2 separate regions of the Homo sapiens genome follow, and region 2 is linked to region 1. The links are chromatin loops, found by intact Hi-C in ENCODE. Cell type or tissue: chondrocyte. All regions are shown on one strand. Links, peaks and the distances in the headings refer to the core of each region. The heading gives the core; the rest is flanking DNA. Region 1 overlaps CAMTA1 (calmodulin binding transcription activator 1). Region 2 overlaps CAMTA1 (calmodulin binding transcription activator 1).

The links. A loop is a pair of places that touch in the nucleus more often than their neighbours do. Peaks named below come from ENCODE experiments on the same cell type or tissue, not always from the same donor. Only the 100,000 strongest peaks of a DNase experiment are listed, where the experiment ranks them.
Region 2: it touches region 1 in a loop (8-fold over the local background); 3 of 110 quality-filtered maps call a loop at or near these places.

Annotation. Positions count from the first base shown.
Region 1 is chr1:6,886,709-6,901,763 of GRCh38, reverse strand. All of the region lies in intron 3 of CAMTA1 (calmodulin binding transcription activator 1), which reads right to left. Among named protein-coding and RNA genes, the nearest start is that of CAMTA1, 110 kb to the right of the region's middle. In chondrocyte, for the core only: CTCF peaks have their summits at 11,440, 11,679 (motif pointing right), 13,069 and 13,270; no DNase peak of the experiment used is centred there.
Region 2 is chr1:7,638,533-7,653,819 of GRCh38, reverse strand. CAMTA1 (calmodulin binding transcription activator 1) reads right to left here. Exons shown (of 23, transcript NM_015215.4): 7 at 13,267-13,420. Among named protein-coding and RNA genes, the nearest start is that of VAMP3, 130 kb to the left of the region's middle. RefSeq lists enhancers at 2,116-2,615, 2,616-3,117, 9,509-10,009, 10,795-11,763, 12,865-13,365 and a silencer at 13,262-13,402. In chondrocyte, for the core only: CTCF peaks have their summits at 6,175 and 6,404 (motif pointing right); no DNase peak of the experiment used is centred there.

The DNA.
Region 1 (15,055 bases), core at 7,056-15,055:
GCAAGAGTTTCAGTTTCCCTACATGTTCACCAGCACTTGGTATTACCAGGGTCTTTTTGGTTTTATTTTGGGAAGATACCCTAGTAACTGTGTACCAGCATCTCATTGTGGTTTTTAGTTTCATTTCAATGATGAATAACGCTGTTGAACATTCTTCATGTGCTTAGTTGCCATCTGTGTATCCTAAGATGTCTAGAGAACTCTCTTGCCCATTTTTAAATTGGGTTGTTTTAAAGTTTTTAAAGGTTTTAAAGTTCTTCATACATTATGGATCCCTTATTAGACGTATGTTTTACAAAGGTTCCTCCCAGTCTGTGGCTTGTTTTTTCATTATCTAAACAGTACCTTTTGAAGAACAGGATTTTTTAATTTCTAGGAAGTCTGATGTTTTGTCTCTTATGGATTGCACAATTGGTGCCATATCTAATAAATCACTGCTAACCCAAGGTCATGAAAACTTTCTCCCATGTTTTCTTCCAGAAGGCTTATAGATTTAAACTTAGGTCTATGATCCACTTTGAGTTAATTTTTATATACAGTATGGGGTATGGGTTGAGGTTCATTTTATTTGCACATGAATGTCCAGTTGTTCCATTACAATCTGTTGAAAAGACTATCCTTTCTCCATTGAATTCCCTTTGCACCTCTGTCAAAAACCAATTGAGCATCTATGTGTGGATCTGTTTCTGGATTCCCTATTTGGTTCCATTGATTTATATGTCCATCTTTTTGCAATACCACACTGTCTTGATTACTGTAGCATTACAGGAAGTCTTGAAATCAGGCTATCTCCTAGCTTTGCTCTTTTTCAAAGCTGCTTTGGTCTTTCTAGATCTTTTGCATTTCCATAAAAACCTTGCAATTAGTTTATCTAGATTTTGAGTAGGATGGCACGGAATTCATAAATCAATTTAGGGAAAACAGACATCTTACTATTTAGTCTTTCAATACATGGTATAGCCCTCCATTTATATAGATCTTCTCTTAATTTCTCTCACAGATATTTTGTGGTTTTCAGCATAGAGGTCTTACACATATTCTTAGTTTTATTCTAAGGTATCTGAAGTTTTTGAAGCTACTGTAAATGGTACTGATATTTAAGTTTCCTCTTCCAATTGTTTGTTGCTAATATATAGAAATACAATTGATCTTGTATCTTGTTGTCTTGCTGAATTCATTTATTCTCATAGGTGCTTGGGTTTTTTTTTATATAGATTCCATGGGTTTTTCATAATCATGTTGTTTGCAAATAAAGGCTAAATTCTGGAGTTAGATTAATTTGACTGTCTAAAACTCCAAAAGACAGGTGCTTTTCAATTATTAGAAAGTGTCCAAAATTCCAGAAAAAAAAACTTAAGAATTCTGACCTCAGAGTTTTTACTTCCCTTTCTTGTCAGATTAACACCATCTTACAAGGGATGACAGGAGGCTGTCTCATTGCACGGGAACGGGAGGCCACCATCAAGAAACTCTGGTGGCTATGATAACTTACACACAGTTTCAAAGTTATCCCTTCCACACACCACCTCTGTGTCCTGTGCAGTCTGCAGTGCTGGTGGCAGGCCTGATGACTACCAATGTACCAAGCAATGAAGCAGCATATGTTTAGTATCTCCAGGCTCTATCACCTGGATATTTACTGTAAGCTTCTGGTAAAGTGATCTCTTTCAGCCTGGTAAACAAACTCTGGATTTCACATGTGACTTTTCAAAGAGCTGCAGGGAGTGGGGCTGTTGACAGCATTTTTCCCACCAGCAAAGAGACACACGAAAAGGTCTCAATTATAGGTAACTGACAATCCAACAGCAACAAACACGCACAGTGTTGGCAATGTAAAATCCAAAGATGCTTGTATAACACAGAGGCAACACCAAGTTCACCAAGTTTATGGCTCAATTACTAAAGTACACAGAAACAAGGAAACAGATCAACCGATGAAGGACTTGACAAGGGCTTGTGTTTAAAATGTATTGCTGCCACCACGTGATTTTCTTCCATTCCACAACCTTATATAACTTAAGTCCTCAGTCATATCTACAGTATCAACTGCTATGATTTGTTGAAGTTAATTCCTGCCTCCATCACAAAAATCAAGCAATTATTTATCATGCTAGTGTTATTTTTGCCCAGTGGTTTCAGGTACAACTTTATTATGAGATAGTGAAACTCTGTGTGTGTGTGTGTGTGTGTGTGTGTGTGTGTGTGTGTGCGCGCGCGCGTGCGCGTTATACACATATAATTTTTTAACAGCGAAGTAACTCTCAAGCACTCCACTGCCATTCCATCAAATGCAAGGCAAGTGATTGCTGAATTCCCAATTATGCTCAAACTTAAATCACACTGTTTGGTCTGATTGTATACCCAGCCCTACAGGGAGTTGTGCAAAGGCATATATTTGGCAAGCTTTCAAACCACGGCAACAAAACATGTGCTGAAGAAAAGGATTCAAAATATTAAGAAAGCAGTCATTTATTTTAGAAAGCCTGTTCACGTGAGACAATAAGCTGCTTCCCAGAATAGGCTCCATCCATCAGGAAAACACTATAACCTAGCACACACTGGCTGGAATCCCTCTCAGCCATCACACAGCAGTGATGATTATTTATCATCCACAGTGCATCAAAGATGGGGAAACAGACTGGGCACGCTTCCATGATGGTGCAGGGCTATCAATGGCAGCAAACCCTCCCCACCCTGAAGAAGCATCCACGGTACCGATGACCTCACAGATCCTAGAGACTTACCTGGTTTTCCTACAGATCCACAGGCGAGCTTGTGGGTACTCAGGTACATGAAGGTGATGGAAGACAGGGGCACCTTGGTGCTACGTCTAGATCATCTATTCCATTTAAAGAAAAAAAAAATCAAACAAAATAAAACAAACCAGGGGGCCCCATGTTGGCCAGCTACCTGTTTGGAGGTCGGCTAGGCAACAAGAGGCTGGAGGTCCTTCTTGGTATCAGGCTAGCTGGGCCTGCTGAGTTAGGCCAGTTGAAGCAAAGCAAAGCTCATTTGAGATGAGACTTAGGAAAATCTCTTTCCAGTATCTTTCCTGAGCATATCCCTGGAAAGCATCTGTACCATCACGAAGCACCAACTCCACCCAGGATAACTGTTCCATTATGAGCCCATTCTCTCACACTCTATGAACTATAACTTATCTGCCTGGAGACAGAATTTCTATCTCCTTTTGTTTGTTTGTTTATTTTTGGAGATGGGCTCTTGCTCTGTCACCCAGGCTGGAGTATAGTGGTGCGATCTCAGCTCACTGCAAGCTCCGCCTCCTGGGTTCACACCATTCTCCTGCCTCAGCCTCCCGAGTAGCTGGGACTACAGGCACCCGCCACCATGCCCAGCTAATTTTTTCTATTTTTAGTAGAGACGGGGTTTCACCGTGTTAGCCAGGATGGTCTCGATCTCCTGACCTCGTGATCTGCCTGCCTCGGCCTCCCAGAGTGCTGAGATTACAGGTTTGAGCCACCGTGCCCGGCCCAGAATTTCTCTCTCCTTCTATCACTGTATCTGAGGAATGGGCAACAGATGGATCTAGTAAGATGTACATAATAATTAGTTTCCTCTAAATCAGGACACATTACAATTTTAACAAATATTTAAGCTCCTCAACCAATTTTAAGAAATATTTAATGAGCCAACTGAAGTACCAAGACAAGAAATAAGAAACTGCAGGTTAGCAAATGAACTGGAATCTCAACTTTCGTAGGGTAAACAACTTTGGATTCGTAGGGTTTTTCAGATACCACTAAACACAGTGTCTGCAAAGAAGAGAAAAAGTTATGGACTGGTGGCTAGCCAGAAATTTCTGCAAATATCTTAGCCATGAAAAGACAGGCTAGAAAAAGAAAACCAAGACGTTTGTGGGCAGAAAATCATTTTGGCTCTTAAGGCTGGGAAAAAAGAAATGAACAATAGTAAGTGGATACTTTTCCCTTACTAACATTCAAAGCAGTTAAACACAACCCATATATCCATCTAGAAGTGCCAATCCCACTTCTTCAGGTTCCATCAGAGAGCTCTGTTTCATTTTCAAACAAATAATCACCACCATATACTGAATGTGTGTCAAACATAGGGTCAAGTGTACTGCACACACTAACTTCTAATTAATCTCTGTGGGAAAGACACTGCCTTTCAAAAACTCACCAGGAGTACCGACCAGGTAGGTAAAGGGAGATGTTTAGAACATTCAGTTGACTAAACCACATTAACTTCAAAAGCAATCAGCCAAAAAGTCAAATCAGAAAAGCGATATACAATCTGGGGGTGTATATATGAGAAAAATGGCTTCCAGTAAATACAGGCTTATTGAGTTTGCACTAACTAGGAAACCAATGACTGACATGGACTTCCAACACTACTCCCCGCCCCACACTGACCCTAAACACACAGTGGCTCAGCAGCTTGTCACCATGGGAACACAATCTGCTGTGCTTACATGCTTCTTGCACACAAGACCATCCATATGTTGGTCAAAACCCATTTTCCACCCCCATCTTCCCACCTTCATTTCACACATCTTGATCCTGAACAGGCCAGGCCCTTTCCTGACTCTGCCTGTGCTCAACCTGTTTGTTCCCTCCTACCTGAACCTGTTCTCTACTCAGGCAAGTGGGGAACCAGGCAGAGTCGAGGCATCTTCAGCTCTGGTCAAACATGAGAAGGGAGAGGTTCTCTTAAAACTAGTCTAATGAATTGATGCTCACTCAAAAGCAACTGAAATCCTCCAGCTCCATGGCTTTATCTCTAGGTCTCAGTTCTAAAAAGGTCCATTTCACTATAAATTAACTGGGAAGTTACTGTTTCTCCTTGCACAACCCAATCACTGTAATAATGCCCTGATAAAGACAGCAACAAGAATGAAAAGTTGCACAGGGGAGCTTCTGCCAAGCAGATGGGTCTCCTGAGTTCTACAATCCAGTCCCCAACGAGTATATTCAAGACCAAAGTAAATACTTCAACAAACAGCTTGGAGTGGCATAATACATTTGAGACTCAGTGAGTTGGAAACGTGATTCTTTTCTTCCCTAAGGAAGCTGATGCAAAGGGTTCCTCAGAAGTAGTTAATTGAACCCTCTGCATCAGCTTCTTTAGGGAAGGAATCACAACTGCCTAGGTATCAGTAGCCATTACCATGTTTTCCTCCTGAACGCTTGGATGTTGCCAGGTGGAAAACTAATGAAACGAAAAGTGGCTGACCAAAGTTTAGATTTCCGCAAATATCTCTATCTTAACAGATTTGCTACCTAACCCCAAAATGAACATTCAACACAGAAAGCATCCCGGCCAGACACGCCACAGGAGAAATCACAGAAAATGCTATCTGGCTCCGAAGGCTGGATCTGAGGGAATTCAAATTCAGTCTTCAGCAAAGGCAAGCAGTGCCATCCCACTGCCCCAGGAAGGACACAGAGGCAGATCGCCACTGGTGAACTCCTACTATGGACCAAGAATGCTAGGAAATTATATTTTCATCTCATTTGGGGTGAACTAGGGGAATTTCATGTCCTTCTAGGGACACAGGCTGATTCTGTTTAAGTACAAGCATTCTGTGAATCCCCAAATTTCAATTTTCAACCCTAAAAGGCAAAGTTTAGAGCAGTTTTTTTCCCAAACGGTTCAAAAAAAATGTGGGCAAGAATTTGAGGAGCAGCTTCTAGGCAGCTAGTTCCACCAAGTGGGAGCTCTTCTTGGGCATTAGTGATCTGCAGGGTTCCGCTCCTGCACTGATTTAATCAATGGATACCTAGGCACTTGCAGGTACATCTAACTACTCAGAACATAGCTGAAAAGGAGATAGACAGGGCCCCCTGCCCTAAAAGAGCTAATAGGATGGGGAAGAGCTGAGGACAAAAAGAAAAAGAAGAGACAATTTCAGACAGTAATAAATGCTACGAAAAAAACCACACTGCCACATGACAGAGTGACAGGGGACTATCACCTGTCATCAGGCTATCGGGGGAGGGTCTCTCTGAGGATATAACATTTGAGGTGAGCCCTGAATGACACAAAGGAGCCAGCAAACAAAGATGGGGAGGAGAGGAAATAATTTTAGGTAGAGAAAACAGCGAATGCAAAAAAGAATCATGTTTGATGGATTCCCCGTATGGGAAGGGTGCTTAGAGGGAAGAGGCACCTGGTAGGAAATGGAGAGGCAGAGGCCAGATTATTCATGCTGACCGGACTCCAAATGGATAGAAAGTCACTGTAGGGTTTAAGCTAGTGAACGAATCCTATTTACATTCTTCATAGATTGCCCTGGCTAGTGCATGGGGAATCTATTCCAAGGGGAGCAAACTGGAGACATGAAGTCCACACAGGAAAATGTGACAGATCTCCAGGCAAAGAAAAGAAGGTGGCTTGGACTAGGGTGGTACTAGCAGAGATGTGCAAAGATGGATGTATTTTGGAAGGAGAAAGATGGGTGTCTGGGATGGGGAAAAAAGGGCAGAATCAAGGACAGGCCTGAGATTCTGGCTTGAACTACTGATGAGTTTGTGTTAAGTGAATCTCAGCCTTCATGTTCATAAATATTCTTCCATGCTCTTTCACCAACTTTGAACTTCAACCCTCACCTGACACCTTTTAACAGCGGACAGAGAACACTGCACCCTGTCCGGACAGACACCAAGGCAGATTTAAGTGTTAATACTTAGACAATCATGCTCCAAAATGAAAGGTGGGTGAGTTCAGGCCCACACACAGGCTCAGGGCCTGTAAGTAGTTTGCCTGAGCTACCTCTTGCCTCCTCCCTTGACCTCGCCCTCCCTACTGAAAAGTCTTGGTCTCCCGGCTTTGCAAAGACCCTCCATCTGAAGCAGCTGCTCACAGAGCATTTTCTGCTTCCTTTTACCAGGCTTTTAAAACAGATACTTTTTCTACCCTGAGTTTGTCACCATTTAAAATGTTGTGCTAGTTAGCAGTAATTATGTAAATGCAAGCCGCCATTTCTATTTTTAAAAGGAACCCCCATTTAGCATTCTTATATCCTGAAATGTTTAAAATAGCTAGTCCAGTGATGTTTTCACTTTATTCAAACTGTTTGTGTGGATTTAAATACAGGTTCAGCAGAAACCAAAGCAAGTCAAACGTTTACTTTCTATTAAACATCTAAATCAGAAGATTAAAAAACTATTTTACATTTAACAGAAAGAAGCCGTCAAATCAGCACAGCGGCAGCTTCACCGTATTTACTGCCAAGAAGGGCTGACGCTTGAGAGGTAATCAATTTAGGAAGGGAGGGATGGATTTCTTTAAATTCTTCAAAAAGGGAAAAATACATTTGAGCAAATCTTTTAATTATAGTATCTTCCAAAGAACCTACAAAGCCTTTATTCTTTCCAAACCTAATGCTTTTTAAAGGCAGCTTTTGCCCCTTAATTCCACATGAAATATTCAGTATAGCATAATTAAATTTTATTCCATGCTATTTTTACTGGGTTCACAGAAATAGAGGGTGGCATCATCCTTAAAACAAACTTCCCAGCAACTTCGCTTTCACAGTGAATGGCTGGTTCTTAAAATTGAACCTAAAATGCAAAACCTACTCCAAATGCCTATTTCAGTTCCGGGTAGATGGGTGGGTACTGAAAAAATAAGTTCATTCATATGTCACACCAACCTTCAAATAAACAATTGCCCCAGTTCTCCGTTCACTTAATTGTGCTTGCCACAAGGCACCTGAAAGCATCAATCTTCATTTTCAGCATTTAAATCCCACAGCCTGTTTTAATCTTTCAGTGTGAATCTATCTGGTGGGTAAAGAAAAGAGAGAGGAGAAAGGAAAGGAAAGAAGTGCCCATCTACAGCTGAAAGACACTAATCATTGGAGTAAATATTTGGATGCCTGGGTCACCTGTGTGAGGAGTGGGCTTGATATTTTTGGTCATTTATGTTAATTATACAACCAAAATCTTAATCTCTTTTCCAGTCAGGGTCAGTAAGATACAAATTAGCACAAACCCCCTTCCCTCGCAGCCTGACAAACGGAATACAGAACGGTACAAAAGCAAGGATTATGGGTCTCTTAAGTGATCCACAGCTAAACCCACCAGCCAACAGAGCCAAGAACCACACCTAGTCTCTCTCTTCCAAGATCATGCAGAAGCCCGATGGAACATAAGCCTATGAAAACGCACAACCCCCTCAGTGCGCATGTGAAGCTACAATCTCCATTTAGAATTCTGCAAACCTAATCAACAGGGATGATCTCAGATCAGTGGTTACCCACCCTCTTATTCCAGCCAGACTGTCTCATCTGTTTCCTAACTTCCTAAAAGCATCACAACTGAAGAGGGCAACCAAACAACAACAAATATTTTTCTCAAGTGACATCTGAAACTGCTGCAAGGGAGCAGCTCGCCCACCCACGCCAAAGAGGCTCCTAGGAAAGCCAGCAGGAACTGGCTTTGGGTGCTGCTCCAGAACTCATAGGTGCCAGGCTAGAACAGACAAACAGCTTTTTTTTTCTTCTTTTCTTTTTTTCCTCGAGATGGAGTCTTGCTCTGTCGCCCAGGCTGGAGTGCAATGACGCGATCTCGGCTGACTGCAACCTCCACCTCCTGCCTCAGCCTCCTGAGTAGCTGGGATTACAGGCACGCCACCATGCCCGGCTAATTTTTTGCATTTTTAGTAGAGATGAGGGCTTCACCATGTTGGCCAGGCTGGTCTCGAACTCCTGACCTCGTGATCCGCCCGCCTCGGCCTCCCAAAAGTGCTGGGATTACAGGCGTGAGCCACCGCGCCCGGCCACAGCTCTTTTTTTTTTTAACAGTTCTTTAATGAGGCTGTTTCTTTATTTCTGAAGATAAAAAACTTCAAAACATGAAAACCTATCTACTCATACATTTTACTTTGTAGTACAGATTCACCTCTATTGTTGATTTAAAACAAAACACCCACCAAAGTGGTCACTGAGATCTCATAGTCTAGAACTAGCTGCCACTACAGCCACCAGCACATGAGCTCCTCTGAACCCACATTTTTCAGAAAAGTTACCTGAGATGCTGTTAGAAACGGAGACCTAGTTGAAAATGAAACCAACCAACCGAGGCAAAAGAGGACAAAATTTGATTTTTATACCACAGAAACAGGTATAGAATTTATATAAAAGCATCTACCCCCACCACATTTGCAAAAAAAAAAAAAAAAAGAAAAGAAAAAAATTTGCTTGGAAGACTCATTTCTGTTTTCAGATTGGATCCCAAGGTTTCAATAAGACATTCTGCTAGTTTCTCAAGAACCTGGCCCATTTATCACTTTTTCAAACTACATCATCTTCTCATTCAAGTATCTCAGTGACTCTTGTAAAAAATATGTCACACGTCTCTACTGTCAAGGTTTATCTCTAGCACAATATGTAACCCACAGATCGCAAACAAGATGTAGCCTCTCAGAGGGGGCCGCAGTTATCCCAGAGCCTGCTGATGGTGCTGGTAGTGTCAATGTCAGGAAGAGGATGAGATGAACTCACAACCCGCCCAATCTGGGATTTCTGAAGGCACAGTATGGCGAAGTTTGGTTAATTCAAGCCCAACAATGCTGATCTCACAAAATTTAGTAAAGATCTGGGCTGAAACAAAATGTGAAAATTGTCTACTAGACTTTAAAGAATGATTATGTATATGAATGCATAAATAAGGTTGCTGAAGTAGAGGTTAGCCATTTTAAGAGGGGAACCACAGCAGTTTCAAAGCCTCCTGATGGCAGAAGTGGGTGGGCTGGTGCTCAGGATGTGTCTGTACAATGACTCACGTGGACCTGGGCTCTAACTCTGGCTGTGCAGTCTCACCAGGCCACTCCTTGGCCTCCCTTACAACATTCAGGTTCATGAAAAGGGAGGGACGAAGCTCTCCTTGCTGGTCTTTCAGGGTTGCTAAGAAACCAAATGAGATGTTGTCTGTGGCATCACTTTCTTAAACTGCAGAAGTACATAAAATCTGAGCTGCTACTATTTTTTTCATATACTAATGCTAATCATAGATTATTTATGTATTAAAATTGGCTGGTGGACTTTCTATTGGGAAGTCCAATAAGCTTCTTTCCTTATTTCTGAAGATAAAAAACTTTTTGTTTTGTTTTTTGAAGATGCAGGTGCTACTACCTTGACTTAAATTGTAATTGCTTGAGAAGTAGCTATGAGATGGCAAAAACGCCTAGTTGAAATACTGATGAAAACTGACTACCCCATGTTTCCTTAGGCTGCACAACTCATTAGCTGTACAAGCAGGGAAAATATTTAGGTGTTAAGATCCCGGAAGATCACAGAAGGCTATTCTAATGTCAAATGACCACAGACACAGGGCAAGCTAAAACCAGAAGGATGGTTTGGAAGCAAATGCCAACACATCTACAATGGAATTCAGGGACTGAGCGCAAACATTTCTGTCTTAGCAAAGTGGTAAATAGGCATTTAAGCCAAATTTGATCCAAGTTCACAGAGATTATATATATGAAAACTCATCAGGGAAACTCAACAGTATAAAAGTGGGGATTGCACAAGAAACCAGGTAAGGGATCTATGGGCACTCCAAACTATCTTAGCAACTTCATTATAAATATGGGATTATTGTCAAATGAAGTTCCTTTTTAATGACCTTCTAATCAAGGTGGGGAGGCTTGCCTTTGAGGAAGGAAAGAGAAATGTCTTTAGCAGCAGTCTGCATAGGTCAATGTGTCAGGACTCTCAGACACATCATCTCACATCATCCTCACAACTCTCTCTTGACACAGGTTCAAAAGACAGCTTAGAATCTGTGACTATTTCACAGCTAAAGAAACTCATGAAAGAGTGACTTTCTTGAGGTCCCACAACTTTTCAGAGTGATGACAGGATTCAGTTTTTGGTCTGCCTAAAGAGTACAGAATCTGGCCAAGCAGGCTGGGCAGGGTGGCTCATCACCTATAATCCTAGCATTTGGGGAGGAAAGCAGGAAAACTGCTTGAGGCCAAGAGTTCCAAGACCAGCCTGGGCAAAATAGCAAGACCTCGACTCCACAGAAAAATTAAGAAATCAGCTGGGCATGGTGGCCCCCACCTGTGGTCCTAGCTACTCAGGAAGCTAAGGCAGGAGGATCACTTGAGCTCAGGAGGTCAAGGCTGCAATAAGCTGTGATCATACCACTGCACTCCCTCCAGCCTGGGCAATAGAGTGAGACTTCACCTCAACAAAAAAAAAAAAAGAAAACTGTCCAAGAGCCTAAGTGGGCAAGGTGGGCTGCCCTCCAGGGAAGACCAAAATGGGAAACAAAGGCCTATCAAAGACTAACCCACTGAAGGCCCACCCCAAGCTGTGCCAGTCAGTCACTCAAAGGCCATCAGGGAGCCTTCCTTCCTTAACCCAGGAAGTGACATGGTCTGCTCTTCAAAAGGAGCTAAGAGATGCATCCAAAAATGGATGTCCTGGTTCCTCATGGGAAATCTCAACATTGGTAATCCCTTCTTATATCAAGTCCACCTGGAAATTCCCTCACAACCTAAGCTGCTGAAGACTTGCTATAAAGCTGGTACTGAGTCAATGCCAGGGCCATGGCTTAATGGAGTAGGAAACTGACGAGCACTGAACACATGAAAAAATATGAAATTACAGGGCCAGTCATAAACTGGCTTCTCTTCAGCAGAGCCTCCGGAAGGCTCCTGGGTCAGAGTCCCTCTCTGCCTGACGTCCTCTGTGTGCCACCAGAGGGCACTAACTCATGGAACTGCTCTTTAAAATCAGGTCACACACAAACTGCAGGAATGTTGAATGAAAACTAGCCTTCAAATCAATGAAGTGCTAACTATGTAATTTTGACAGTGGCTTTAAGCATTTGCTGGTCAAAATTTTCAATTTAATTCTACAAAACTTAAAGGTACACACATGCAGCAGCAGAAAATACTAAAAACAGTAAGCTGATCAAACCTTCAGATTTATGAAAATAACATATAAAACAAATAAAATAAAACTAAGAGTGATGCATGTGCTCCTGCATCTCTGGTCACAGGGGTTGTCGTATGGATAACCCATCCCAGCATCTTCTACACACACACAATATAAGAGCGCCAAGAAAAACATGCTGATTTCTCCTTTGCTTTAAAAAGCCACTCTTCATTGAATTACAAGTGGACATTAACCATAATAAAACTACAGTACCATTTATTAAGCATGATTAAAACATGATTTAATCTTCTGTGCTAGAATCCTCGTAAGACAAGCAGCAGACACTGACGAGTGCGCACTGCGGCCTAGCTTGCTGTTCTAAGCACATCCCACTTACTTTACTCCCCACATCCCTCTGAGCAGCGATACAATTCCATTTCAGTAAAAAGTTAGTTCGACCTTGCATTTCTTGAATGCAATCAAGAATTTTTCTTTACATCTGTATCCTCTGCTTATGATTTATTTGCCATGAAACTATAAATACAGATTTGTGAGTTCTGCCTCATTAACTGCTTTCTACATTTATTTCTTCACCTCAGAAAATTCATACTTGTTATACTTTCATAAGAGTGTAAGATTATATAATCAAAATAATTCAGCAATCAGTTGAATAAAAAATGCATCATGACCAAAGGTTTTTTCGTTTTATTTTGCTTTGTGGTATGTAAAAAATTTAGCCTTTGCTTTTATTTAAAAGGAACTGAAACAGCTTTAATGGTTTGATCAGAAATATTGGTTACTTCTCTATGCAAAATAAAACTCAAGTTCAATTGGACATTGGTTTTCCTGATTTTAGTTGATTTCCCTCAGTGTGTAATAAATAACTGAAGTTTACACTGAAATGAACAAAATCTGACAAATAAGCTATACCTAAAAAGAAGTTTCAGTTCTTTAAACAATTCGTTACAAGTTAGTGCTACAAATAAACTCACCTTGAGGTAACAGCCTACATCACAGGATACTGTCTCCTTGGTTTTGTTTCTGTTCTTTGCTTAAAAAAAAAAAAGAAAGAAAAAAAGAAAAACTTCCTCAAAGGTTTTTAAGAACAATATTGGTATTCTGGCCTATGCCAACACACAACGAATAAAGACGGGGTAACCATGGCATCTGTGGAGGTATCTGGAACAAAAGTACTTCTGTTAGTATTATCTAAGTAATCGCCTCCAAGTTTCCTCTATATCTTTGTTAATGCCTACTTGATCTAGAAAATATTTTGATTTATCTTGTTTACTCGATGCCAAAATTTACCTTAAATAACTGAGAACCACTAAGTATTTGCCTGTTTCCTGCCTCCCTTTTATTTCTCCATGTTTCTTTCTAGACTCTCACTAGATGTCGATATTACAGTATTCCAGAGACATGACTCATGTTTCTATGCATCTCTGTCTTCTACTTCTTCAGGAGGCACCGATACCATCACATATAGTAAGTCTGTAATTCATAATTCCAAAGTCCTGATATGCTCCAGCTTCTCACAGCACCCTGAACTAGGCTTCCAGTTACTTCAATCACAACAAAAGCTTTATGCTTCTTTCCAAACTTTCACTGCTTTATCATTGGAAAAGGTATTTATAAATGGCAAGTTAAAGGAAAAACATTCAGAAAGGATGCGACGCAAGTGACCCACACATTCGTTCAACAGCGTTTATTTAGACTCTGCACTGTGTCAGCACTGTCCTATGCACTGAAGATACAAGGGGACAAGACAAAGGCCCTGCTCTCATGGAGCTTCCATTCTGATGAGACAGGTGGTAACTGACTGGAAAACATACCACCGCTGGGGCAGGTGCTAGGAAGAAAAAGGCAGCTTGCTGAGGGGACAGAGTGGCATCATGGATGGTCACGGAGGCCTCTGGACCAGGAGGCGTGTGCACAGAGCCCTGCTCTCCAGAGCTCAGTCAGGCTGCGGAGCTCCTTCGTAATAACTCCGGATGAGGCAAGAGTAGGTCACTTTATTCTATTTCATTTTTAGTAACATTCGGTTCAAATTAATTTGGGGTTTTGAGAACAGTTAATTCACTAATAGAACTGTCTTAAAGCCAGACATGGGGCTGGCAGGATGGGAAAGCTCTCCCTACGAATTCTGCCAGCTTTCATTCCAATGTGTCAGCCCTCATGGCTCCAGCTCTGTGGATCCCTCTTCTTTGCTGCGCCCATGAACAAGTGTGTGGTGAGAGCCTGAAATAAATAGGTGTAAAATGGGTCAAAACCGTCGCTTCTATTTCTGTTTTTAACTGAAGAAAAATTTGCCCCATTTCCAGAGGCAGAGAGAGGAGGAGACATCTGGGTAAAGGCAAACTAAAGTATATATTAAACACACACATACGTATACAGATGAACAGGTATGTATCTACCCCCACCCACATACTATACACATGTACATACAACCATATATGTCTGACTTCTTCGCCTATGATAATCCAAAACTGGGTCTCATACAATGGTCTTTTTGCAATCGTTACAGCATGACTTTTATTGGGTTGTAGGTTTTATCTTTAAGAGGCCACAAAACTTTTTTAAAAGATCAAATAAAAAATTAAAGGTTCAAAGAAGATCAAGGCTCAGATTCAATTAACACTAATTTTGGAAGAATTTTTTTACTTACTATGCATATTCAGCAAACTACTTAAGTTTTGGGTTTTCTTCTAACATAGCAACCCAGGGGAGTCATTATGTACAATCAACTCCCTAATTCAGATTAACATATCTAAGTACATATTGATACAACAGAACACAATGCTTGCAGAGGCTCCCTGCTAGAGACTCTCTGCTTAAGCACAGGACTAAGAAGGTGGACTTCTTAAATTCCATTTCCAGCACTTCCCATTGTTACTTCCTGGGCCAGTTTCATAGATTAGAAGAATATAATACTTCAAAGGGATACTCTGGTTTCCATGAACAAAACGACTAGCATCTCCCAATTAATGTAACATCCTAACAAGTGAAAGATGACTTCTAAAATGACCAAAATGACCAAAAATGCACAGTGAAGCTGAAGGCAAGCCCCAGATCTGTTCTTTCATTTCTCTCCCTCACTATTTTGGGGGAAGGGTCAAAAAGGGAGTGGCTGTAGATAAAACACTCCACACTGTGCTCATGAGTTTTCATGGGATGAGCTGGAAG
Region 2 (15,287 bases), core at 2,571-10,570, 760 kb before region 1:
ATCTCCCATCCTCAGAACAATGCCTGGCACATAGTAGATGCTTAATAAAGGCTGGTAGAGTGAATGAGTGAATGGCCAATTTCTCAATCATGCCCTCCCTAGCACTTTTTTTTTTAATTGGTTCATCATTTCCCTCAGTGAGCTATAAGCAGAGCTCATGTCTCAGTAATAACAACAAAAACAATGATAGTTATTGGACATATCCTCCATGCCAGGCAGTATGTGAGCATCTTCATATGTTGACTCCAAAAAGAAAAAAAGAACAAGGCCAGGTGTGGTGGCTCATGCCAGCACTTTGGGAGGCTGGGGAGGGTGGATCACTTGAGCCCAGGAGTTTGAGACCAGCCTTGGCAAAATGGCGAGACCCAGTCTCTACAAAAAATAAAAACATTAGTCTGGTGTGGTGGTGGGCACCTGTAATCCCAGCTACATGGGAGGCGGAGGCAGGAGGATCACCTGAGCCCAGGGAGGTCGAGGCTACAGTGAGCTGTGATCGGGCCACTGCACTCCAGCCTGGGTGACAGAGTGAGGCCCTGTCTCAAAAAAAGAAGGGGAAAAAAATAATAACAATACTATGTACTCCACTGAGCCTCTGCTGTGGGCAGGGCACGGGGCCAGACACTCTCCTGTGGAGCAGTGGTTCTCAAAGTGTGGCCCCCGCAGCACTAGAATCACCTGACACTTGTTAGAAACGCACATTCTCAGGCCCCGCCCCAACCTGCAGAATTAGAAACGCTGGGGTTTGGGGCCCAGCATCCACGTCCTAATAGGCCTTCGAGGCACACTCAAGTTTGAGAAGCTCAGGTCTAGAGATGACATCTTTAACCTCCCAGTGATCCCTTGAGGCAGAATATATTATCCCATTTTATTAATGCCAAAACCGAGACTCAGAGAAGTTATGTAACTTGCCCAAGGTCACACAGCAGGTGCGTAGGGGGTGAGGAGGGGCTGCAGATTCAAGCTCTTTCCACTGGGCGACCTGCCTGGCTTTCAGCTCTGCCAGGACCAGCTCCTAGGAGGAGGTGAGGAAGACTGGACAGCAGCTCGGTGGTGGGCAGAGGAGAAAAGCGACCCCATCTGGAGGTAGAGGGTGCTGGCCGTGAGCAGCAAGACTCACTTCACTTCCTGGAGGGAAGTCTGGTTTCCCTCGGCCCCTTCACCAGGGGCTGGTGACTGTGCAGGAAACTCAGGGTCCTGGTGCTGGACCACATGCTGTCATCCCAAGCTGATGCCCAGCTTCGTCTCCTGCCCTCCCTGACTTCGCAGATGCTGGGCTGTCTCAGAGGGGCCAGGCCTTGCTGGCTGGGGCCTTAGTGGGCAGAAGCTCCCGAGTCCCTGGCTCCCCACTTGGGATTTCCTCACTTCGGGGTCAGGTCAGCTGTCACTCATCTGGCCAAGCCACCCAGACCAGGGCAGAAGAAACTCGTCCTTGAGCCTCCCACGGGAGGAACTGGGAGGCAGGGCCTGATGGGGACTTGCTCTTGGAAAATCAGAGCAAGCAGGAGAGGAAGGGGGAAGAAAACCTGGGAGGCTGCTGCAAGGAGGACATCTCAGCAACGCTGCATCCAAGCCTGGGAGCTGGGGCTTCCCTGAGGCATGTGCTGGTCTTGTCACGGCAGCAGGCTTTGTGCCTGGTTAGAGGTGCATTTGGGGGGAATTTCTATAAAAACCCAAAGAAGCTAAGAAGGGTTCATTCCAGACGGTACAGGATGTGTGGGGGCAATGCTTGGCTCCACGACAGGGCCTCCTCATTTGGGGTATGGTGGGGGTGGGAGGGGACCCCCTGAGGGATGGCAGGGGGCTGAGGGGCAGCTTCGTCTTGGCTGTCTTTCATTCCTGACATGGCTGTCCCATGCAGTGGTGGGGCTTTCCCAAAGGGCAGGGAAAACCTCCAAGTGCGATGCCCTGTGCTGGCTATGTGGGAAGAAGAGGCGAGAATTTAGAAACAGTGGGAGACCGGGTGGCAGCACCGTGCTGGCCTGGGGTCGGGGCCCCCATGTGGCCGCAGCTGTTTCCCTCATGCACTGTGTGATCTTAGAACAAGATCTTTGTTTCCTCTGGATCTTAGTTTCTTCATCTGGAAAGTGGTTGCCTCTTGCCAGTTCACCTGACTGTATGCCACTGGGCCCTATCCAGGTAGGTGGCCCCACCCCTGGATTCTGATGTGATGGCATCCACAGGAGATCTGCCCAGGCCAGGGTGGAAAGCCTCACAAGAGGGGAAGCTCTCTGCTCCGCAGTCCTGCCTGGAAGACTTTGGAAAGGAATTGGACGAGGAGACAGAGAGAACTCCAGAAGTCTGCCTCAGCCCCTGGTGGCTCCTGGAACGGGTGAGAACCAGCTACCTGTCCCCTCTGCTCTGTGGGGCAGTAACTCTTGGAAGGATGACAGGGCAAGGCCACCTGGAGCTTTGGTCACCATGGTAACTGTACAGGCGGCACCTGCTGGAATCGACGCTTGGCCTTCCTTTGCATGAGAAGAGATTTCTGGGTGCTGTGATGAGCAGGTGGCAAGGACGAGGGGCAGTGTCCTTTTCTGGAGGGCTGTGGGGGGCCCTGTCCTCCTCCTCCATCTGGGCTCGTCCAGTCCACCCACCTAGGTACCCTGCCACCCAAGAAAGACCCAGAAAGAGGGTGGCCATTTAACTAGTCAAGCCAGGTCACCTTGGGAGCCAACAAAGGGTGCTGTGGTCATTTGTCCAGGTGCTGGTATAGGCTGGGTTGCTCTCCAGCAACCCTGGACGTGTGGCTGCTCTCCTTATGAACCACGTGCCGGAGGCGGACGGGAGAGGGAGCGGCCACGTGCCTCTCCTGGAGTGAATGAGGCCCCTTCGGAGTCCTCGGTGTTGTTGACACTAGAAGGCTGTCTCCATGGCGACAAGGTCAATGGGAAATGGCAGCCGGGTTGGTTTAATTTTCACTGTATTCTTGTTGACAGGAATAAAGGCCCTGTTTCTGATTTCTTGGTTCAACTGGATGAAATTTTCATTAGATTTAACTTCTCATATCCAGACACCCACATACTATTCAATTTCCCGATCTCACCACTCAACTCTCATTCGCCTATTGGTCCTGAGGACAAAATTTTCAGAAATCTCATTTCGAGGAGCGCAGAGGCTGAGGGGGGACGGGATGGAGTGTGCGCCCACCGTGTGCACATGCGGGGACCTATCTGCCGTGTCCCCAGTGAGCCTGTCATTTCTGGTGCTCGCTGTTGGGGCATCACAGTCCTCCCTCTGCCAGGGGGCATGGGCTTCGTCCCAACATCACACGTCCTCTGGAAAAGGCGGGGGTGGAGGGTCCAGCAGACTGCCAGGGTGTTGAGAGCTTGACCTTCCCGTATTCTTTCTTCTTGCAAGTGGGACAGACATTGTCAATGAGGGGTAGGGAGAGGCGCCATTCCAGCCCGGCCAGTGACTCCATCATCAGGAAATACAGAGCGTGTGGGGTGGCATGTCCTTTACCCCTGTAACTGGCCTCACAGGAAATCTCCAAGGTGCTCAGTGACATACAAAGTGGCACTTTAGAGCCATCCTGAGGCTCTCGGAATCTTCTCCTGATGTGCGAAGCGGCATTGTTACCAGGCTGGGAATTCTTTGCACCGTGGGTGAAGTGTGAGTGCGCTAGGAGTGCCGGCCGCCTGGCAGCGTCAGAGCCTCAGGGTTATCTGCCCCTCCAGGCCACTTGGAAAGAGGGGTGGGGGACCAAGTGGGATTCTGGATGCTTCCATCTTGCTCCTGGTAAGACTGCTCTAGGGCCTCCTGGACTCAGGTGCCTCCTGGTGTGTGGGGAGGTAGCGCCGCAGGAAGCCAGGCTCGGTCCACAGAGCAGCCGCCTCTGAGCTCCCAACTACCTGGCCTGGAGCCTTCCATTTTTAAAGAGAGGCTGAAAATCTGGAGATTTGAATGTTGGCAATGAATTCTAACTTTGACAGAACCACTCCCTGGCACCTAGCAGGGCTCAGCATCAGCTCTGCATAGCAGTCAGGGCCCAGGACGTCGGTGGGGTCCTGTATCCCCAACACCAGCACAGGGGCGCACTCCACAAAAGGGGGATCTCCTGTCACGGAAGCAGCTATGCGGCCTTGAAGCGGCCCTGGGCAGCAAGACGCCAGGAGAGACAGGAAATCAAAAGCAGTATTTCTCTTCCAGTCCTCCTTGGGGGCCGGATCGGCTCCATAAAACTAGCTGGAGTGAGAAACCAACATTTGCAAAACAAACCTGGATCCTGGAGCAAAGTAGGAAGGAAGCCCCACACTCAAGTCAGCCTCTCCGTGCCCACCCTCTGCTGTCCTCCATGCCAGGTTGGAAGGGGGCTGCAGGCATTCTGGCAGGAGCCAGGAAGAGGGCTGGGACCCACCTGGAGATTCCAGGAACCTGCCCTGCCTGCTCCTCATGGCAGCAGCTCCTTCCCAAAGGGAAGGGTAAAAGGCAGAGGAAATCCTCTCCAGGAACCCCCAGCGCTATCGCTGCCTCCCCCATGACTCCCAGGCCCCGCAGATGCAGGCAGGGAGCCGGGCCTCTGCTCTCAGGGACCGAGCTGCTGTCTGGGCTGCCGTGGGGACACAGATGTGCTTCCTCTTATGCAACTCCAGGGTTTCTCACAAGTGCAAGTCAACAAGTGTCTGGCAAGGCTCCACCATGTGCCGGCACCAACACCTCAGCTGCAAAACAAGGAAACTTCTAGAGTCGTATTTCTTAACCCAGAGTCTACGGAAAGTCCTCACACAGTCCTGGAACATCCAGAAATGGTACACCCAGTACTTAGTGCATGCTGGGGACTGGCTTCCTCTGGGAGTGTGGCTACACTAAGCTCCGTGTGGCCTCCAACGCCTGCCCTCCTCGCACCTGGATGTGAGAAAGGAGGCCTGTGGCCCAAAGAGGTGCTGGTCCTGCTCTTGGCTGGCCTCTCGCCAGAGGCTGCTATAGGCCGGGGTTCCTTAAAAAGTATGGTCCTGGGGACCCCAGCACAAGAACCTAGCTTCATAAAAAACTCAGTGTCTGGAGCCCACTCCAGACCCAGGGAGTCAGAATGTCTGGGGAAGGGCCTGCCTTTCAGCCCCTCCCAGGTGGTTCTGAGGGGGAACCATTGTCTCTGCTCAGGCTTTCTGGGACCTTGGTGGATTCCAGGGTAAGACTGCAGCCGGCTCGGCTCCCTCTGAGCCCCAGAACTGGGTGGCCTGGGGGGCCCGAGCTCACTCCTGACATTCAGCCATTTGCTCCTATCCCAGAAGTCTCTGCTCAGAGGTAGTGACCCTGGAACACGCCTCTAAGTGAACACTGCTGGCCAGAAAGAGTCCCTCTAACAACACCCCCTCTCTCTCCCACCCGGGGCTGATCCCCCCACTCCTTACTGTGCCCACACCTGTAGCTCCATGGGGGAAAAGTTTTTGCAGCTCTCTTCCCTTCTCTCTCTCTTTTTTTTTTTTTTGAGGTGGAGTCTCACTCTGTTGCCCAGGCTGGAGCACAATGGCACGATCTTGGCTCACTGCAACCTCCACCTACTGGGTTCAAGTGATTCTCCTGCCTCAGCCTACCAAGTAGTTGTGATTACAGGCACCTGCCACCATGCCCAGATAATTTTTGTATTTTTAGTAGAAACAGGTTTCACCACATGGTCAGGCTGGTCTCAAACTCCTGACCTCAGGTGATCTACCTGCCTCAGCCTCCCGAAGTGCTGGGATTAAAGGTGTCAGCCACCATGTCCAGCCCTCTTCTCTTCTCTCTCTTCTTTTCTTTAGACAAGGTCTTGCTCTGTCACCCAGGCTGGAGTGCAGTGGCGCCATCTCAGCTCACTGCAGCCCTGAACTCCCTAGGTTCAAGTGATCCTTCCACCTCAGCCTCCCAAGTAGCTGGGGCTACTGGTGTGCACCACCACATCTGGCTAATTTTTCTATTTTTTGTAGAGACAGGGTCTCGCCATGTTGCCCAGGCTGATCTTGAACTCCTGGGCTCAAGTAACCCTCCTGCCTCGGCCACCCAGAGTGCTGGGATTACAGGCGTAAGCCACTACGTCCGGACTTTTAGGCTGGCTGCTGTCCTTCCTCGATGGGCTCTGGCTGAGCCTTAGGGATACCTGTTCCTAGTCAGGCTCGGAGCTCCCAGCCCGCCGTCCCCAGCCAGCCAGGTGATACTGGATCAGGATCGACTGAGCTGGAGAGGAAAAAAGGTGGGCACAGGCACCTCTCCCTAGGGTCTCCTGCTGCTAGTTCCAGCCCCACCCCAAGCCCCACCACTCCAGAATTACAGAGCAGGTCCCCAAACAGCCTCCTAGCACATCTCAGACACCAGGTCCAGAGGCGCGGGTGGGACAGGCCCCCGCCTGCAAGCTCCAGGTGGCCTGGACCGGGGAGTCAGGCTTCCCTGGGGCTCCCATCTCCGAGCGGGGCCGCTGCCACTGGCCACCAGGTGGCGCTGGTCGACCAGGAACGGCTCCGCGAGCCCCAGGAAGGAAGGCTTTGTTGATTTTCCTTCTTGATATTCTATAATCACCAGGATTACAATCTAAGCAAAAAACAAAACAAATAAACACAGCCCCCCCCCCTTCTGGATCTTTGGTCTTTGTCTGAAAAATTATGAGAAAACAAAAGGCGCACTGAACATACAACCCCAGGCTTGGGTACTGGCAACAGCGAGGGCCTCCGGAACAGAGGGAGGGAGGCTGGGGGTCTGGGGATCCTGGGCTCTGCGACCTCTCCCAGCCTGAGCTGGGTCCCTGGAGAGCAGGTGCTGGCTAAGCAGCCGCTCTGAGCAGATTTCTCTGCCACTGCAGCCACTGCTCAGCAATGAGGGGCCCGTTTGCAGCCACCCCATCCGAGGCCCGGTACTGGAAACGGTGTGGTGTCTCGGCAGCACTGCCTTACAGATGCTGAAGGCTGGCAGGACTGACACCCTGGCCCCTGGAAAACCAACAGGCTGCAGGTGAGGACCAGTGTGTTAGGGGAGATGGACTGTGGGGGCCATGACAGCACAAGCAAGCCCACACTTGCCAGGGCCTCCACCCAACTCAACAGGGCCTCCATTCACACTCACTAGGGCCTCCATTCCAACTCACTGTGGCCTCCACCCCACTCACCATGGCCTCCACCCTCACAGTCACCATGGCCTCTACCCAACTCACCATGACTTTCACCCTCACAGTCACCATGGCCTCCACCCTCAGTCACCAGGGCCTCTACCTCACCAGGGCCTCTGCTCACACTCACCAGGACCTCCTCCCAACCCACCAGAGCCTCCACCCAACTCACCAGGGCCTCCACCCAACTCACCACAGCCTCCACCTTCACAGTTACCATGGCCTCCAACCACTCACCAGGGCCCTCACCCTCACAGTCACCATGGCCTCCACCCTCAGTCACCAGGGCCTCCATCCGCCTCAACAGGGCCTCCAGTCACACTCACCAGGGCCTCCACCCAACTCACCAGGGCCTCCAACCACACTCACTATGGCCTCCATCCAACTTACCAGGGCCTCCACCCAACTCACCGTGGCCTCCACCCAACTCACCAGGGCCTCCACCCAACTCACCGTGGCCTCCAACCACACTCACTATGGCCTCCATCCAACTCACCAGGGCAGGGCCTCCACCCAACTCACCATAGCCTCCACCTTCACAATCACCATGGCCTCCACCCTCACAGTCACCATGGCCTCCACCTGCAGTCACCAGGGCCTCCATCCACCTCAACGGGGCCTCCGCTCACACTTACCAGGGCCTCCACCCAACTCACCATGGCCTCCACCCAATTCACCAGGGCCCCCACCAAACTCACCAGGGCCTTCACCTGCACTCACTATGGCCTCCACCCCACATTCAGGATGGCCTCCACCTCCACTTTCAACATGGCCTTTGTGGCCTCACATTTACTATGGCCTCCACCACCTGCCATGGAGGTGAGGTTGCTTTTGGAGGAAGTGTGGGGGTGGAGGTGCTGAATCCCCACACACTCGTGCCTGTGGATACGTCGTGTGCCCGTGCAGAAGCATGGAGGTGCACAGAGCACTTGTGTGGTGTGGGCGTAGGCCCTGGGGCTCTGCTGATTCCACAGCCAGCCCTCCTGCCGCCCGCCCAGTGCTGCAGAGGACACCTGCCCCAGAGGCCTGAGTACTCTGGCCTGATGCCAGCGGAGCTCTGGGGCTGGCAGGCAGGGTGGAGCTAAACCCCGAGGCGGCTGGGGGAGCTGCCTGCTGATTTCCGGGCCTTCGAAGCCTGCAGGAAGGCCTAGGACTTGCTCATGGCTGCAGGGCCATCTGGCCAGCCAGGGCACTCCAAGAGGAGCCTCCAGGTGGGAGAGCTGGGACAAGATCACCACACGGGAAGGGCTGTGAACACAGCTTAGAAGTCATGCCCTCGCCACTCACTCCGGATGGAACAACCTCACCAACAGCTTGCTGGGAAATGCCTGGCGTGCCATCCCCTCCTGGGCTGCCAGGAAATGGGCAGGGAAGAAAGCCACGGGTGCTCAGAGGGAGAGGATCTTCTCCGAGGAAACGGTTCCATCTGGCTTTCTGTAGGTTCCAGTGGAGCCAAGGGTGCAAGGTTTGGGGCATGGCAGTTTAGAACCACTGTGGCTCTGAGCAGCCCAAGATCACTGAGCAAGTTTCCTGCCAGCTTGGCAGGACAGAAGCACAGAGCCTGCCTGGCAGAGCAGTCGACTCCACTCAAAGTCATCTCTCAGTGGCTAATCTGGGAGGAGAGGACTCCCCCTTCAGCTCCTCACTCACACTATGGGGGTTTACTGGGTGCAAATCTGGTGCTCTCTCAGACCAGCTGCATTGGAACAGACCCTGGAATTTCCAGGATGAGACATACTAAGCTTTAGATCACTTGCGTACTGTAAACTCCAGGCCTCAGACGGCGCCTCAGACAGTCATTGCCAGGCCTTGGACTGAGATGGGCAATTCTGTGCACTATAAGCCAGAAAGCTGAAGCCCACAGGGGCACCCCAGGCTAAGCACAGCTCTACTCAGCCCTGAATGATTCACATGCAGAACCTCTTTCCCCAAAGTACGTTAGGATGGAACTACAAAGCAAAAAACGACACTTCCCAGACTCTCTTGCAACTAGGAGTAACCATATGACAAAATTCTGTCCAACGACACCAGAGATGAAATGATGTATGCAAGTTGTGGGCTTAAAGGGAAGGAACTCACCCTCCACCTTATTTTCTCCTCTTTCCACTGGTTGGAATGCAGTTGCAATGGCAGGAGCTGGAGTAGCCATTTTGGACCATGTAAAAGAAGGCAAAGCCCTAGGAATGGGGAGCAGCCACCCGGAGGGAGCCAGGGTGGCCGATCCCTGACCCTGGGGCTGCCACATCAACCCTGAACTGTGACATGAAAGCCAAAGGAGCTTCCCTTTCATTGAAGCCACTGTTATTTTGGTCTTCCTCATAGCAGCAGGACCCATAGTCTCATGATTACAGAAGGGATTCCAAAAGACAGGAAAGATCTCTGGGAATGTCCTGGGAATTCCTATCAGCTATCTTCATTTATTTCTGTGTGTGTTTTTTTTCATCTGAAGGAAGCATTCCTCAGATTGCAGGTGGAAGGGAAGCCCCCTTCTGACCAAAGGGCACAGCTGCAAGGACCAGGATGGGATTCTCTGAATCAGCCTGGTGAGATTCCCAGGGCATAAGGTCACGGAGCCCCCATCTCACAGCAGGTGAGGTGAAGGCTGCAGACCCATCTCCCTTCAGCCCTGGGGAGCACGACATTGTGATTAAACCGCTGACAACTCCGCTGGCGGGCAGGGAAATTTGGAAACATCAGGAAATCAAACTGTGAAGTCTTCGAAGGCACGCGATTTATGTGAAAATGGGATGAAGCTAATGTGTTTGGCTCCAGTGTTGGGTGACCCGCCTGATTCTGGAATCAAATCTGAGGTCTTCTTGGCTCTCAGCACACCTCTGCTGTCCCCGGACACACACACTTAGCTGGTGCCCTCTGTGTGTTCCAAGCCTGATCGTCATCTGCGCCTTCTCCTGCAGCCGCATTTCCAGGGCTGTTTCTCGGGCTGTGTTTCTGTCAGAGCCGTGCACACGCACGCCCGAGCCAAGGAATTGTGTGCGGCTCTGCTTCCCCCAGCCCAAGACACCAGAGAGCTGAGTGTTATTAGATTTATGGGGAGTTTGTTGTAGTTTTACATAATTTTCTGATGCACTGCAGATTTTTGAGCAGGCATTCACAGTTCCCTCCAGTTCAGCATTGGAGGCTGGCTCCGGACTGGTTTCCACCCCCTGGAGTTCATAAAGCCTAATTCCTCCCACCCAGCCTGGAGGTGGCATTCCTGTCTGATGGATGGGCAGCTCCAGGAAAAATGGGGAGCATATGGCTGAAGGAGAAGGGCTGTCTGTGTGTGTCGAGAAGAATTTGGGAAGGCCCAGGCTAGCAGCCTCTGACTGTAGGAGCCACCTTGAAAGGCATCTTTTCCCTTGGGAGAACCTCCTTGGCTAATCTCTGGCTCACACAATCTCTTGGAACTTTTGCTGGGGCCCAGGGGATTGGGGCTGCTCCCCGGCCATATGGATGGGGCCTCTGTCCAGCAAAGGGGCCCTCATTTTCCAGTGGAATCTGACAAGAGGAATTCCTTCTAGTGACCTAAGAAGAAGCAGACAGAAGGCTCAGAAAGGCCAGGAAGGCAACTCCTCCTCCTGACTGAAGACTTGTTTTGAGCAGGAACTCCCCTCTAAATGTAAACACTGAGGGGTGGGAGGAGCTTCAGAAGCACCTGGACCCTGGTCACCCTTTCAAGGCAAGAGTACTTAGGACCCTAATTTTGAAAGCACTGACTAAGCCCCAGAAAGGAGGTTCCAGGCTACTTCCTGCAGGCCTGGAGTGCACTCAGCCATGGCAGCTTCTGCAGGACCAAGCTGAGCCCTCTGGAGTGACTCCACCTCCCAAGAAATGGGACAGGCTGGCAGCCTCAGCCCCTTGGACATGGTGTGCAGGGGTGGAGGAGCTGAGCCGGGCCCCCTGAGATGGCTGGAAGTGCTGGTCTTAGGGCAGAGGCTGCTAGATTCTTGCTACCCCTTTATAGAAGGGGTACTGGGGTGCAGAGAGGGTGGGGCATTGGTCTGGGGCTGTGTAGAGGGGCAGCCATGAAGCCAGGATGAGCACCTGCCTCCTGACTTGCCAGCCCTGACTCTTTCTACCGCCCTGGCCAGGGGGCACCAGCATTCCTGGTCAGCAGTCATAGCGCTGGCCCAGCTGAGGCTCTGCGGCAGAGAAAGTATCAGTAGGCCCCCTGGGGCGGGGTCTAGGCAGGACCCAGTGTCCGGTGCCAGCCCTGCATAGTGAGGTGCCCCCTATGTACTGAGTACGAAGGCAGGCAGGCGGGCCTGACAGCAGGGCCCGCAGCACCGGTGCCCCAGACTCCTAGCCTCTGGCCTGCCCTTGGGAAAGTGCCACTCAGCAGCCCCGGCTCCCAGAGCCAGGACACTGCAGCTTCTGTCCTCTGCTCAGGACCCTGGGCAGGTCCCTTCCCCCCCACCATTCCAGGGCTATTTCCAGGGCCTTGTGCACACCCAGCACTGTGCAGAGAGCCGGAGGGCTTCCCAAGGGCAGCTGTGCCATTTCCCCATGCTTCCCGGTGCTCGGCAGCATTTTGAAGAGGCTCACGAGGCCCCTCCTGATGAAGCGCGGGAAGCTGACATCTCCCCCGTGGGGGCTCGAGGAGGCCAGGGCACAGGGGTGTGAAGGCCCAGCTGGGTGGTGGGAGGGCCTGTGGAGAGGCTGAGAGCTGAGGGAAAGGTGGGGTGAGCAGGCAGAGCCAGGGAGAGGGGCAGGTGGAGAGGCAGCAGGCTCTGGGGAGTGGGGACTACAGCAGGTGGAAAGGGCGCAGAGTCCTGCAGAGGCCGGGGGCTGCGGGTGGGGGGGCTGCAGGCTGTGCTCAGGAGCTTGGGCATTGAGCGTGCATTGAATGGGCATTGAGTGGTTTTAAGCAGAGAGGGATGTGGTCAGGGCTGCAGTTAAGAAGGTTGCCACTGGGTGTGGTCTGAGCTCAGGAGGTCCCTGGGCTGCCTGCCTCGAGGTTCCAGGCAGAAGCACTGAGGCAAGCCTGGTCCAAACCTCCCCACGGGGTACTTGGCTCAAAGGACGACACGTGAGGAAGCTCAGTCTTGTGGTCCTGCCCTTGGCGGGCAGGGCTGTCACCCACTGGGGGGCCTCCCTTGCCACACAGACCCCTCTGTCCCTCCTGACCCTCATCCCCAACCTTGAGGCTGGGAGCAGATCCCTAAATCCGAGCACCCAGGGGACTCTCAGGATTAGCATCACCGCAGGTGCCCGTAGCCTCAGCCTGGGCCCTCCCAGGCACAGGACCTTCACCTTTCCTCCCAGCCGCAGAAAGAATATTTCAGTCCCCCCGCTGTATATGGTGACCAACAGCTGCTTCCTCCCTCCAGCCCAGCTCCAGGGACAGTTCTGCTTCTGAGTGAGCCACTGACCCACCCCCTCAGGCCCTGCTGATGGCAGGTCCTTGCCCTGAGCCCTGGCCATCAATGTCCCTGAACCCCGTGGGCTACGTGTCCACCACTAAACAGCCCCCATGCTCTTCTTGGGTCAGGAAAGCCCCAGACCCATGTTTGTTTTTCCCGAGCCCCGCTGAACAGGGGGCAGGAGAAGCCACTGAGAGCCGCCAGCGGCTGCCGGGAGCTGTGGCCACGGCAACAAAGTACGGAGCAGCCCCAGCTTCCCTGCCTCACTCGGTGTTTTGCATTCTGTGATTTGCACCTGACAGATGCTTCAGAAAGCACCACTTTGCTGACAAAATGAAATCCAGCTCAATTACCATCATCTATTTGCCACCCAGCCTGGGAGCCGAGGCAGGCCCTGAGTCCAGGAGGTGGTGGCTAAGCCCAGATCCCACGTGGATGGGCAAGGCAGGAGGCAGGGTCCGCTCCCGCCACCCCTCCCCTGTTCCATACTTTCCCTCCCCAGCCGGCCTCCACTCCTGTCTGTGGCCCCGGAGACCCGGTCCTGGCCCACTCTTGGCCTGCTTCTTCCTCTACATGCTCTGTGTCTCCAAACCTCACTCTTTTCATCTGTCACGTGGGCCTGGCATTTTGTGCCCTGGCTGTTGTATAGGGAGCTTACAAGGGGCCAAGTGAAGGTGGGGCAAAAGCTAAGCTCACGGTGCCACTGTCATTCCAGCAAGATGGGGCTCCGGACCCGCATCCCCAAGGCCACAGAGGACCTTCCTGGCCCCGCCTGGTTGATGCCAGCCTGGTTCCCAGCGTGGGGGCGCCAGGCCGGCCAAGGCCACTCACACATGGGTTTCAGCTGCCCGATGAGCTCTTCTTTCGTCCATTTCGCCCACTCCTTCTTGTCGGTGTTGATGGAGCAGAGGATGGGGCCGCAAGGCTTGCCGCAGTCCTCGATGGCCGGCACGTTCAGGTAGTGCACCAGGACGATGTCGGGGTTCTGTGGGGAGAGCAGAGACTGGCAGCATGAGGGTGGCATGGAGCCCACCAGGGTCAGGGCCGCCCCCAACCCCGCAGGTGCAGGCAGAGACTGAGGCCCCAGACACCCGGCTCTCTTGACCTCACACTGCTGACGGTTGCAGCCAGATGGTTCTGTGGTGGGGGCTGTCCGGCGCATGTGGGATATTAGCAGACTCGCTGGCCTCTACCCACTAGATGTCATTAGGCCCCTCCCCCTCCGGCTGTGACCCCTGGAGAAGTCTTCAGACATTGCCCAGTGTCCCCTAGGGGGCAAGATCACCCCTGGTTGAGAAACTCTGACCTACACATAAGCTGATATGTGTGTAACTGGGAACCACGGGCATGAGGTCAAATTCCCTCCAGCCCAACATCCCTGACCTCGCACCACAGCCACTGCCCTCTCCCTCCTTCACGCCCAACACGCGTTGCCCCCTCACAGCTTGCGGGATGCCCCCAACACAGGCATGGTCACCCGCTTCTCCCCAAGGGGAAAAGGAGCTCCCAGGGCTTAAGGCTCCTCCTGCTGAGGGCTGGAGCCCCTCTGCCTTCAGCCGTGGTCTTCTCCCCTGACAAACAGCCCTGCAATGAAGCACTTTTTTTTTTTTTCTTTAGACAGAGTCTCACTCCATCGTCCAGGTTGGAGTGCAGTGGTGTGATCTCAGTTCACTGCAACCTCTGCATCCTGAGCTCAAGTGATCCTCCCACTTCAGCCTCCTGAGGCTGGGACTACAGGCACACACCACCATGCCTGGCTAATTTTTGTATTTTTTGTAGAGATGGGGTCTCACTATATTGGCCAGGCTGGTCTTGAACTCCTGGGTTCAAGCAATCCGCCCACCTCAGCCTCCCAAACTGCTGCGATGACAGGCGTGAGCCACCGCACCCAGCTGGCACTTTCCATCTAAGCAATACCCAGGGGGCAGTTGGTGCCCAGAATCTCTGGAAACTCCTCCCTGGAAGAGCTCTTCTGTCACCCCATCCAGCTCGTCCACTCTTTCTTGTTGGTTTCTGGGGCGGAGTTTCCCAAACTTCTGGGCACCAGCTGCCCACAGGTATTCTGGGAAAGATCTCTCAGTCTGAAGACCTAAAAGGACCAGTTTGGGCCGGGCGTGGTGGCTTATGCCTGTAATCCCAGGACTTTGGGAGGCTGAGGCAGGCGGATCACGAGGTCAGAAGATCGAGACCATCCTGGCTAACACGGTGAAACCCCATCTCTACTAAAAATACAAAAAAATTAGCCGGGCATGGTGGCGGGCGCCTGTAGTCCCAGCGACTTGGGAGGCTGAGGCAGGAGAATGGCGTGAATCTGGGAGGCAGAGCTTGCAGTGAGCCGAGATCGCACCCCTGCACTCCAGCCTGGGCAACAGAGCGAGACTCTGTCTCAAAAATAAAAAGGCCCAGTTTGTCTCAAATCAGTTCCATTTAACAGTCAGCGCCTTCTCATCACATCTTATTAAGAATGTCCTCTGTCGCTTTCTGCCCCCCGAGCTCAGATAGGACATGCCCAGGGGCCTGTGTAAGGCAGCAGTGTCCCTGGGATGAGCATGGGGCCTTCGGTGGCTTTCTCATGGTCCCCCCAGAAGGCAGCGCTGCTTATCTGGCCACGACAATACTGACAAGTTTGTTAAAGAAAAAGCAATCCTGTCACTTTCTAGATGCATCTGGATAAGCCAGAAAAGCCTAGCTAAACCCTCCCATCTCAATCAGAGGGTATTTCTTGAACCTTTTTTTTTTCCTTTAGACAGGGTCTTGCTGTGTCACCTAGGCTGGAGTGCAGTGGCCTAATATCGGCTCACTGCAACCTCCACCTCCCAGGTTCAAGCAATTCTCCCGCCTCAGCCTCCTGA